Regions from separate parts of the Homo sapiens genome. Here region 2 is linked to region 1. A link is an interaction called in ENCODE POLR2A ChIA-PET data of the cell type or tissue named here. Cell type or tissue: OCI-LY7. All regions are shown on one strand. Links, peaks and the distances in the headings refer to the core of each region. The heading gives the core; the rest is flanking DNA.

Evidence for each region. ChIA-PET counts read pairs that join two places held together with the same protein. Peaks named below come from ENCODE experiments on the same cell type or tissue, not always from the same donor. Only the 100,000 strongest peaks of a DNase experiment are listed, where the experiment ranks them.
Region 2: POLR2A ChIA-PET joins it to region 1 with 5 read pairs; 2 of 35 experiments call an interaction of 5 or more read pairs at or near these places.

Annotation. Positions count from the first base shown.
Region 1 is chr7:69,263,787-69,269,165 of GRCh38, reverse strand. No RefSeq gene overlaps it. Among named protein-coding and RNA genes, the nearest start is that of CT66, 330 kb to the left of the region's middle. In OCI-LY7, for the core only: no CTCF peak of the experiment used is centred there; no DNase peak of the experiment used is centred there.
Region 2 is chr7:69,371,142-69,376,520 of GRCh38, reverse strand. No RefSeq gene overlaps it. Among named protein-coding and RNA genes, the nearest start is that of CT66, 220 kb to the left of the region's middle. In OCI-LY7, for the core only: no CTCF peak of the experiment used is centred there; DNase peaks (open chromatin) are centred at 2,620 and 2,990; H3K27ac peaks cover 1,017 bases.

The sequences.
Region 1 (5,379 bases), core at 291-5,290:
TTTTGTATTTTTAGTAGAGTCAGGTTTCACCATGTTACCCAGGCTGGTCTTAAACTCCTGGACTAAAGTGATCTTCCCGCCTTGGCCTCCCAAAGTGCTGGGATTACAGGCGTGAGCCACCGTGCCTGGCCGAGAATGTTCACTTCTAACAAGTACCCAGGTGATACTGATGCTGTCAATCTGGGGACCAGACATTGAGAACCACGGGTTTAACTCACTGTAAGTCAGGACAACAATTATTTGCAGTGGAACACAATCCTAACTGATACCATGCCATATCTGAGAGCAGAGACAATGACAGGGCCTCCTCAACAGATGTCAGCATGCAGGGATGACCACATGTGAGGATTTGAGAGAATGTTCCATCTTGAGAGGTGGAGACTGGAAGGCCAGAACTTAAATAATACAATGAGGAACCAGGGGCGAGTCAAAAAAATTAGCCTGGCCTGGTGGTGGGCACCTGTAATCCCATCTACTCGGGAGGCTGAGGCAGGAGAATCGCTTGAACCTGGGAGGTGGAGGTTGCAGCGAGCCAAGATCGCACCACTGCACTCCAGCCTGGGCAACAGAGTGAGACTCCATCTCAAAAAACACAAAACAAAACAAAACAAAACAAAAACACACATAGAAGGGAGGGAAGAGAGGATTCCAGGCAGAGGCACGGCCTGGGCGAGAGTCTCAAGGCAGAAGAGTCTGGTGAGAGGTTTCTATAGGGGCAGATGAAGCAAGGAGAGAGGATAGAGAGGGACAGAGGCTAGAATGGGCAGAGCCTTAGAAGCTGCATGAAGACTGTGGTTTTGTGTCCTAAGGATGTTGGGGGGCCTTAGAAGGGTGTTTTTTTAAATAGGCTAACGTTTTATTAGAAGGGAGGAGATACAATTCCAGAGCAGCAAGAGAGAGAGAGTCAAAAAGAAGGAGAAAAAGCAAATACAAAGCATTAAGCTAGGTGCAGTGGCTCAGACCTGTAATCCCAGCACTTCAGGAGACTGAGGTGGGAGGATCATTTGAGGCCAGGAGTTCAAGACCAGTCTGGGCAACATAGAGAGACTCTTTCTCTACAAAAATGTAAAAATTAGCCAGTCACGGTGGCGCATACCTGTAGTCCCAGCTACTCAGGAGGATGAGGTGGGAAGACTGCTTGAGCCCAGGAAGTCAAGGCTGCCGTGAGCTGTGATCATATCATTGCACTCCAGCCTGGGCTACAGAGCAGGACCCTGTCCCCCCGCCGCCCCCCTACCAAAAAAAAAAAAAAAGAAAACAAAACAAAACAAAATGGTGCAATAGGGAGCTGACCACAGCTTTATGGGTTGCATGGTTGGGCCATATGGACCATAATTTGTGGTGCACAGAGTGGTCCACCAAGGAGTGAGAGGGTAAATTCATGTGCTGGCTTTTTTGTACCTCTTGTCCCTCTTTGGTCAGGGTAGACCTCACAGGGTGATAACTCTCGATATGGTTTGGCTGTGTCCCCACCCAAATCTCATCTCAAATTGTAGCTGTCAGAATTCCCACATGTTGTGGGAGGGATCCAGTGGGATATAATTAAATCATGGGGGCAGTTTACCCCATATTCTTCTCATGGTAGTGATTAAGTCTCACAAGTTCTGCTGGTTTTATAAGAAAAAAACCCTTTTGCGTGGCTCTCATTTTTCTCCCATGCCTGCCGCCATGTAAGACATGCCTTTTGCCTTCTGCCATGATTGTGAGGCCTCCCCAGCCACATGGAACTGTGAGTCCATTAAATCTCTTTTTCTTTGTAAATTACTCAGTCTCAGGTATGTCTTTATCAGCAGCATGAAAATGGACTAATTCAACTCTCTAGCACTCCTGGGCTGTGTCACCAAAGACCCCTCCAGGGGACCCCTGGGGAAGTCATAGCTGGAGTGAGGCACAGTGCTATCTCTGAGTCTGGAAAAGGTGAGAGGAGACAGAGACTCCATGGTCAAGGTCAGGTTGGGCTGGCTTGAGAACTGGTCTGGCAGGTGCAATGGAGGCCATGCCTGAGAGGGTCCTCACAGCAGAGAAGACAAGCACAACCAGAGCTATCCATTTAGCAAGCAGCTTGTCAACCAGTGAGGCAAATATGGGGAAGCACATTACAAAGTCCAATATAAGCCGGGCATGGTGGCTCACTCCTGTAATCCCAGCACTCTGGGAGGCTGAGGCAGAAATCCCTTGAGGTCAGAAGTTTGAGGCTAGCCTGGGCAGCATAGTAAGATCCCATTTCTACAAAATATTTAAAAATTAGCCCAGCTTGATGATGCACACCTGTAGTCCCTGCTACTTGGAGCTGAGGTGGGAGGATCACTTGAACCCAGCAGCTGGAAGCTGCAGTGAGCAATGATATTAATAGCTTCACTGCACACCATCCTCAGCAACAGAGTGAGACCCCATCTCTTTTTTTTCTGGAGATGGAGTGTCGCTCTTGTTGCCCAGGCTGGAGTGCAATGGCACAATCTTGGCTCATTGCAACCTCTGCATCCCAGGTTCAAGCGATTCTCCTGCCTCAGCCTCCCAAGTAGCTGGGATTACAGGCGTGTACCACCATGCCTGGCTTATTTTTATATTATTAGTAGAGATGGGGTTTCACCATGTTGGCCAGGCTGGTCTCAAACTCCTGACCTCAGGCGATCCACTTCCCTCAGCCTCCCAAAGTGCTGGGATTACAGGTGTGAGCCGCTGCACCCAGCATGAAACCCCCATCTCTCTCTCTCTCTTTTTTTTTTTTTTTTTTGAGACGGAGTCTCACTCTGTTGCCCAAGCTGGAGTGCAGTGGTGCGATCTCGGCTCACTGCAAGCTCTGCCTCCCGGGATCACGCCATTCTCCTGCCTCAGCCTCCCCAGCAGCTGGGACTACAGGAGCCCACCACCATGCCCGGCTAATTTTTTTTTTGTATTTTTAGTAGAGATGGGGTTTCACCGTGTTAGCCAGGCTGGTCTCAATCTCCTGACCTCGTGATCTGCCCGCATCAGCCTCCCAAAGTGCTGGGATTACAGGCATGAGCCACCGCACCTGGCAAGACCCTATCTCTAAAAAAAAAAAAAAAAAAAAAAAAAAAAAAAATCTTGGGGTGGGCCGGGCACAGTGGCTCATGCCTGTGATCCCAGCACTTTGGGAGGCCGAGGCAGGCAAATCACTTGAAGTCAGCAGTTCAGGACCAGCCTGGCTAACATGGTGAAACCCTGTCTCTACTAAAAATACAAAAATTAACCAGGCGTGGTGGCATACACCTGTAGTCCCAGCTACTTGGGAGGCTGAAGTAGGGGAATGGCTTGAACTTGGGAGGCGGAGGTTGCAGTGAGCTGAGATCACATCACTGCACTCCAGCCTAGGTGACAGAGTGACACTCTGTCTCAAAAAAAAAAAAAAAAAAAGTCCAGTACAGCCTTAGAAGGGTTTTAAGCAGAAGTTTGGGTAGGGGTTGAGCAGGTAAGGGTGGGGCAGGGTGTGTAGCATGTGGAAATTGTGAGTACGTGTATGTGTGTGTGATGTCACAACATGTTTTTGAAAGGACAATTCTGTCATACTTTGAGATATCACCATTGGCAAGAGATTTTCTACCTGTCCACATTTTGGACAGTCTTCTTGGTTAGAAAATAATTCCTTAAAATTGGCTATACATCCTTGGATGTTTGAAGATAGCTAGCATGGACCTAAACCTAAGCATAGATAGGCTTCTGAAGGCTAAGCAGATCTGGTCCTCCGCGTGTTTTTCATTAGACTTGATCTGATGTCTTCTTACCACCTGGTATTTTTTCTCAGCACGTATTACTGTCTGACTCCTAAAGTGTGAAGCTCTGAACGAACCCAGATCTATAGTATGGCCTGATTGCCCTGCATGTATCACTTCTCTCATTCTGGAAACTACACATTCAGCGCAAGCTAAGATTGTGTTAATTGTTTTGGCAGTCAGATCACACTATTGACCCACGCTGAGCTTACTGACAAGTCTAACTCCCCAGGTTTTTCATATAAACTGCAACCACGTGCAGCTCCCTCTTCCCACACCTGTGCCTTTTGGACCCAAGGGCAGAACCTTACATTTGTTCCAATTAAATTTTATCTTGTTAAACCCAGTTCATCACTCTATCCTGTCAAAAATGCCTGGAGCCCTTATTAGGTTTTCCAAAATACATGTTATACTCCCACAAGTTTCCAACCCATCAATCTACACACATTTGAATGCCTTTTCTGTGTCCGTGCTATTCTCAACATTGAGGATTTAGAGATGTTTGGGACTCTGTCATTGCCTTCAGAGAGCTCACAGATACGCACAAAGGCAAAAAAAGTTGCATGCCCTGGGTGCAATAAAAGAGAAACCAAGTTTGATGGAAGCAGGTAGAAGAGGTCCCTAATCTAGACCGGAGTGAGAAATGAGGGATTGGGGGGAGGCATCCCTGCAGGGGTCACACCTAAAATAAATCCTGCATACAAAGTAGGAGAGCAGAAGATGTTGGATACATTAAGGCATGGAACACTTGAGAACCTGCAAGCACTTGGGGGATGGTGAGGTCAGATATGAAAGGCTGAAGACTTCAGACTTCATCCTCATGGGCAGTGGGGAGCCACAAAGGGACTTCTACAGGGGGCTGATATATGTAGATTTGGGTTAAAGAAACACCATGTAGTTTGAGGGTGAAGGGGATTGGGCACATGGTACACACCTAGAGGTGGAGAGGACAGTGGAACTGTTAACCATGCTCCTGGTGAGAGTTGTTGGGGGTGATGATAAAGCAAGTTGGTGTGGATGGACAGGAGTGTATGTAGATCTGGGATTGAATCAACAGGTCTTGGTAATGAATGGAAGGAAAGAGTGAAGGTTGGTGCCGAGAATCTTGGCCTTAGCACCTGAGTACATAATGGTAATCTTAATTTGGATACGAAATTGAGAAGAGAAATAGATTTCAGTATGAGTCTTTGATTTTGATGCACTGTGAGGCATCTAATTAGAGATGTCCAGAAGACAGTTGAATACATCCATCCACATGGGCAGAAGTGAAGTGGACTGGGAGATACAGATTTGGGGATCATCAACCCTGAGATAATAGTTGAATATGGAGGGGTAAAAATGTTTAGGGAAAGTGTAAAGAAAGGGCTAAGATGAAGCCTTTATGAGGTCAGCATCTATTCACTCATCTATCCATCCTTCCATTCATCATTCATCTATCCATCTAACCACCCACCCACCCACCAACCCACCTATGCATTCATTCATACATCATCCATCCATCTAACCACCTGATCATCAATCCATCCATCCATTCATTATCCATCCAACTACTTAACCATCCATCCATCCATCCAACCACCCAATCATCAATTCATCCATCTATCTAACTAGTTAACCATCCATCCATCCATCCATTCATCCATCCATC
Region 2 (5,379 bases), core at 198-5,197, 110 kb before region 1:
GTGTGGGTTTTTTTTTTTAATTTTTATTATTATTATACTTTAAGTTTTAGGGTACATGTGCACAACGTGCAGGTTTGTTACATATGTATACATGTGTCATGTTGGTGTGCTGCACCCATTAACTTGTCATTTAGCATTAGGTATATCTCCTAATGCTATCCCTCCCCGCTCCCCCCACCCCACAACAGTCCCTGGTGTGTGATGTTCCTCTTCCTGTGTTCATGTGATCTCATTGTTCAATTCCCACCTATGAGTGAGAACATGCAGTGTTTGGTTTTTTGTCCTTGCGATAGTTTGCTGAGAATGATGGTTTCCAGCTTCATCCATGTCCCTACAAAGGGCATGAACTCATCATTTTTTATGGCTGCATAGTATTCCATGGTGTATATGTGCCCAAAACAGAGATATAGACCAATGGAAAAGAACAGAGCCCTCAGAAATAATGCCACATATCTACAACTATCTGATCTTTGACAAACCTGACAAAAACAAGCAATGGGGAAAGGACTCCTTATTTAATAAATGGTGCTGGGAAAACTGGCTAGCCATAGGTAGAAAGCTGAAACTGGATCCCTTCCTTACACCTTATACAAAAATTAATTCAAGATGGATTAAAGACTTACATGTTAGACCTAAAACCATAAAAACCCTAGAAGAAAACCTAGGCAGTACCATTCAGGACATAGGCATGGGCAAGGACTTCATGTCTAAAACACCAGAAGCAATGGCAACAAAAGCCAAAATTGACAAATGGGATCTAATTAAACTAAAGAGCTTCTGCACAGCAAAAGAAACTACCATCAGAGTGAACAGGAAACCTACAGAATGGGAGAAAATTTTTGCAACCTACTTATCTGACAAAGGGCTAATATCCAGAATCTACAATGAACTCAAACAAATTTACAAGAAAAAAACAAACAACCCCATCGAAAAGTAGGCGAAGGATATGAACAGACACTTCTCAAAAGAAGACATTTATGCAGCCAAAAAACACATGAAAAAATGCTCGTCATCACTGGCCATCAGAGAAATGCAAATCAAAACCAAATGAGATACCATCTCACACCAGTTAGAATGGCAATCATTAAAAAGTCAGGAAACAGCAGGTGCTGGAGAGGATGTGGAGAAATAGGAACACTTTTACACTGCTGGTGGGACTGTAAACTGGTTCAACCATTGTGGAAGTCAGTGTGGCAATTCTTCAGGGATCTAGAGCTAGAAATACCATTTGACCCAGCCATCCCATTACTGGGTATATACCCAAAGGATTATAAATCATGCCGCTATAAAGACACATGCACACATATGTTTATTGCGGCACTATTCACAATAGCAAAGACTTGGCACCAACCCAAATGTCCAACAACGATAGACTGGATTAAGAAAATTTGGGTTTTTTTTTTATTTTTTAAAGACAGGATCTTGCTCTTACCCAGGCTGAGAGTGCAGTGGCACGATCATAGCTCACTGCAGCCTCTAACTCCTGGGCTCAAGCAATCCTGCCTCAGCCTCCTGAGTATCTGGGAGTACAGATACATGCCAGCATCCCTAATTCCCTAATTAATTTTTTTGTAGAGATGAGGTCTTGCTATATTGCCCAGGCTAGTCTTGAACTCCTGGCCTCAAGGTTGCGCGCCTGCCTTGTCTTCCCAAAGTGTTGGGATTACAGGTGTGAGCCCTGCACCTGGTCTCTCTTTTTTTTTTTTTTTTTTTTTTTTTGGAGACAGGGTCTTGCTCTGTCATCCAGACTGGAGTGCAGTGGTGTGAACATGGCTCACTGCAGTCTCGACTTCCCAAGCTCAAGCGATTCTCTCACCTCAGCCTCTGGTGTAGTTGGGACTGCAGATGTGTGCCATCATGCCTAGCTAATTTTTAATTTTTTTTGTAGAAACGGGAGTCTTGCTTTGTTGCCCAGAGTGGGCTCGAACTCCTGGGCTCAAGTAAGCCTCCTGCCTCAGCCTCCCAAAGTGCTGCGATTACAGGTGTAAGCCACTGCACTCGGCCCTCTTTTTAATAAGCAATGAGTTCTCAGAAAATACCTCGCGAATTCTTATTTAGTTATTCATTGTGGTAAAGTATACATACAGATTTGCTATTTTAAGCATTTTAAGTGCATTTAATACATGTGCAATGTTGTGCAACTGTTACCATTATCCATTTCCAGTTCTTTTTCATCGTCCCAAACAGAAACTCTGTATGCAGTAAACATTTGCTCCCTATGTTCCCCGCTATCCTGGGCTCTGCATGCAGAATTATACAATCCTGGCCTTTTGTGTCTGGTTTATTTCACTTAGCATATCCTTAGGAATTCTTGACAGCTCTCTGGAATTTGGCCGCTCCGATGTTTTGGATACAGATTTCTGGAGTATGTGACATAAATCTTCAATTATTTTCTCAGAGACTCTGCCCCTTCTTGAGATGATGAACGAAGTTTCTATCCAAAAAACCCATTTTGCACATTTTTAGTACAACCTCCCATAGCAACAGTTGTGAGATGGTAGTTCCACATTTGCCAAAGACGTTTTTCAGAGAAAATGTGGCAGATGGCAGTGCCAATCCACTGCGAAGGTGCTTTGTGCCGTGCATGGCTTGGCACATAGAGGCCCCGGAAATTCTTCATCATGCAATAGATGCCTGAGCTTCCTTATCCTGAGTCATTACAACCCCTGTGGTGTGAGCACTTGTCACGTGTTAAAACACTTCTTCATTTTAATGGCTTTAATAAAAAATTTTTACAAGCCCCCATTTTTTCATTATCAGATTCAACAGGCATAAAATTACTCTGCCAAACTGCTATAAAAGTTTCTAAATGCTTATTCCTGATTTCTGTGATTATCTTGTGGCTCAGTAGCAAAGGGTTCTCACACCACACCCTGAGTAGCTCTGCTGTAGGTAGCACCACATGTGAGGAGGAGGGTTGCTTGGAAGTTCACTTTATGTTAGTTTGAGAGATAAGGTCTTGCTCTGTTGCTCAGGCTGGAGTGCAATGGTGCACTGCAGCCTCGACTTCCTGGGCTCAAGCAGAAATGTTGACCTGACTTTGAGTCTGTACTCACCTGACCTTTGGCATTTACTTCCTCTACAATCTTCTCCTCCTCCTACTCCTCCTCCTTCTTCTTCCTCTTCTTCTTTCTTCCTCCTCTTCCTCCTCCTCTTGTTCTTCTCCTTTTCCTCCCCCCTCCCTCCTCACTTCCTCTTCCTCCTCCTCTTCCTCCTTCTTCTCCTTCTTCTACCTCTTCTCCTTCTTCTTCTTCTCCTCCTCCTCCTTCTTCTTTCTTCTTTCTTCTTCCCTTCTTTTTTCTTCATGTAAGAGACAGGGACTTCCTCTGCCACTAAGGCTGGAATGCAGTGGTGCAATCATAGCTCACCACAGCCTCAAACTCCTGAGCTCAAGCCATCCTCCCACCCTGGCCTCCCAAGTAGCTGGGACTACAGGCGCACATCACCACACCTGGCTAATTAAAAAAAAAACTTTTTTGTAGACATGGGGGCTCACTATATTGCCCAGGCTGGCCTCAAACCTCTGGGCTCAAGCAGTCCTCCCACCTTGGCCTCCCAAAGTGCTAAGATTACAGGTATGAGCCACTTTGCCAGCTAGGGCTTACTTTAATAACATTTTTGAAAGATATGTTCCCTCAAGACAATGTTTCCGGCCGAGCACAGTGGCTCATGCCTGTAATCCCAGTATTTTGGGAGGCCAAGGCCAGCGGATCACTTGAGGTCAAGAGCTTGAGACCAGCCTGGTCAACATGGTGAAACCCAATCTCTACTAAAAATACAAAAATTAGCTGGTTTTGGTGGTGGGCATCTGTAATGCCAGCTACTAGGGAGGCTGAGACAGAAGAATTGCTTGAACCCAGGAGGCAGAGGTCGCAGTGAGCCAAGATCGCGCCACTGCACTCCAGCCTGGGTGACAGAGTAAGACGCAGTCTCAAAAAACAAAGACAACATTTCCTCTTACTGACCCTTTACTTCCTCATACCATGGGAGTAGATTGGTTTGCCTGAACAAATCTCTATTACCCAGACACTGGGTGCACCAATTCCTAGCCCTTTTTTTGGGTCTTACTAACTGTATTCATTTATTTATTTAGAGACAAGTCTCTCTTCGTTGCCCAGGCTGGAGTGCAATGGTGCCATCATAGCCCAGTGCAGCCTCCAATTCCTGGGCTCAAGCAATCCTCCTGCCTCAGCCTCCTAACTAGCTGGGACTCCAGGCATGTACCTCAAAGCCCAGCTAATTTTATTTTTTGTAGAGACAAGGTTTTGCTGTGTTGCTCAGGCTGGTCTGGAACTCCTGGACTCAAGCCCCTCTTCTGCCTCAGCCTCCCAAAGTGTTAGGATTACAGGCATGAGCCACCACGCCTGACAACAATATTTAAATCTCTGAACAGTTCTAGGTGCTTGTGACAAGCGTGTCTTCAATAATTGTACAAGTTAATGCAATGTTGAATCTTATGTGATGGGTGTGTCTTAAGGGAAGCTGACATCATAAGAAATCTTGAGGCCTATATTCATTTGGGCTCCATAGATGGGCAATCCTGTAGTATACTTCTACTTAGAAGGTCATGACTAAATTCCAGAGATGGCCACTTAGCCGATGAATCTCAGGATGCAGCTGAATGGACATTAACCATCTCAGCATCGCAGGAGGCATCCAGTGAGCCTTCCAGAGTGAGCTATGATATCATCCCACGCACGTAGCTTTTGTGTGGTGTAGTGCACAAACACCTGGGTCTAGGGCTGGGTTCAAGTCCTCCTCTGCCATTTCCTGTTTATGTGAGCTTGAGCAGGCACTTAACCTCTCAGAGCCTCCTGGATTAAACATGTTAGGAGGATTGAACGAGAATCCCTGGAGAGCTTGGTGCCTGGTGTATAGCAAGCACTCAAATGTTGGTTTTGTTCTCCTCTGAGATTTCTCCGCTGTGGTCCAGAAAGCAGCTTTTGAATCCTCAGGTTATAGGTGGAAAGCACAGTCAATTGCTTCACAGTGGTGGTTCAGAACAGATTGATACTGCCTGCTGTTGCATGGTGTTTTTTTTTTTTTTTTTTCTGGAGAGTCTGCAGTCCTTGTCTTTTAAAGAGATTGTGTTTGGTAGCAGTAAACAGGCTTTTAGCAAAACGGCTCTTTAATCCCATTCAAGAATGTTCTGCACTTACAATAGAAATGAAAATGAAAACTAAAATGAGATATCCTTTATTTTTTTTTGAGACAGAGTCTTGTTCTGTTGCCCAGGCGGGAGTGCAGTAGCAAGATCTCGGCTCACTGCAACCTCCATCTCTCGGGTTCAAGTGATTCTCCTGCTTCAGCCTCCTGAGTAGCTGGGATTACAGGTGCCTCCTATCACCGCGGGTACTTGTTTGTATTTTAGTTTGTATT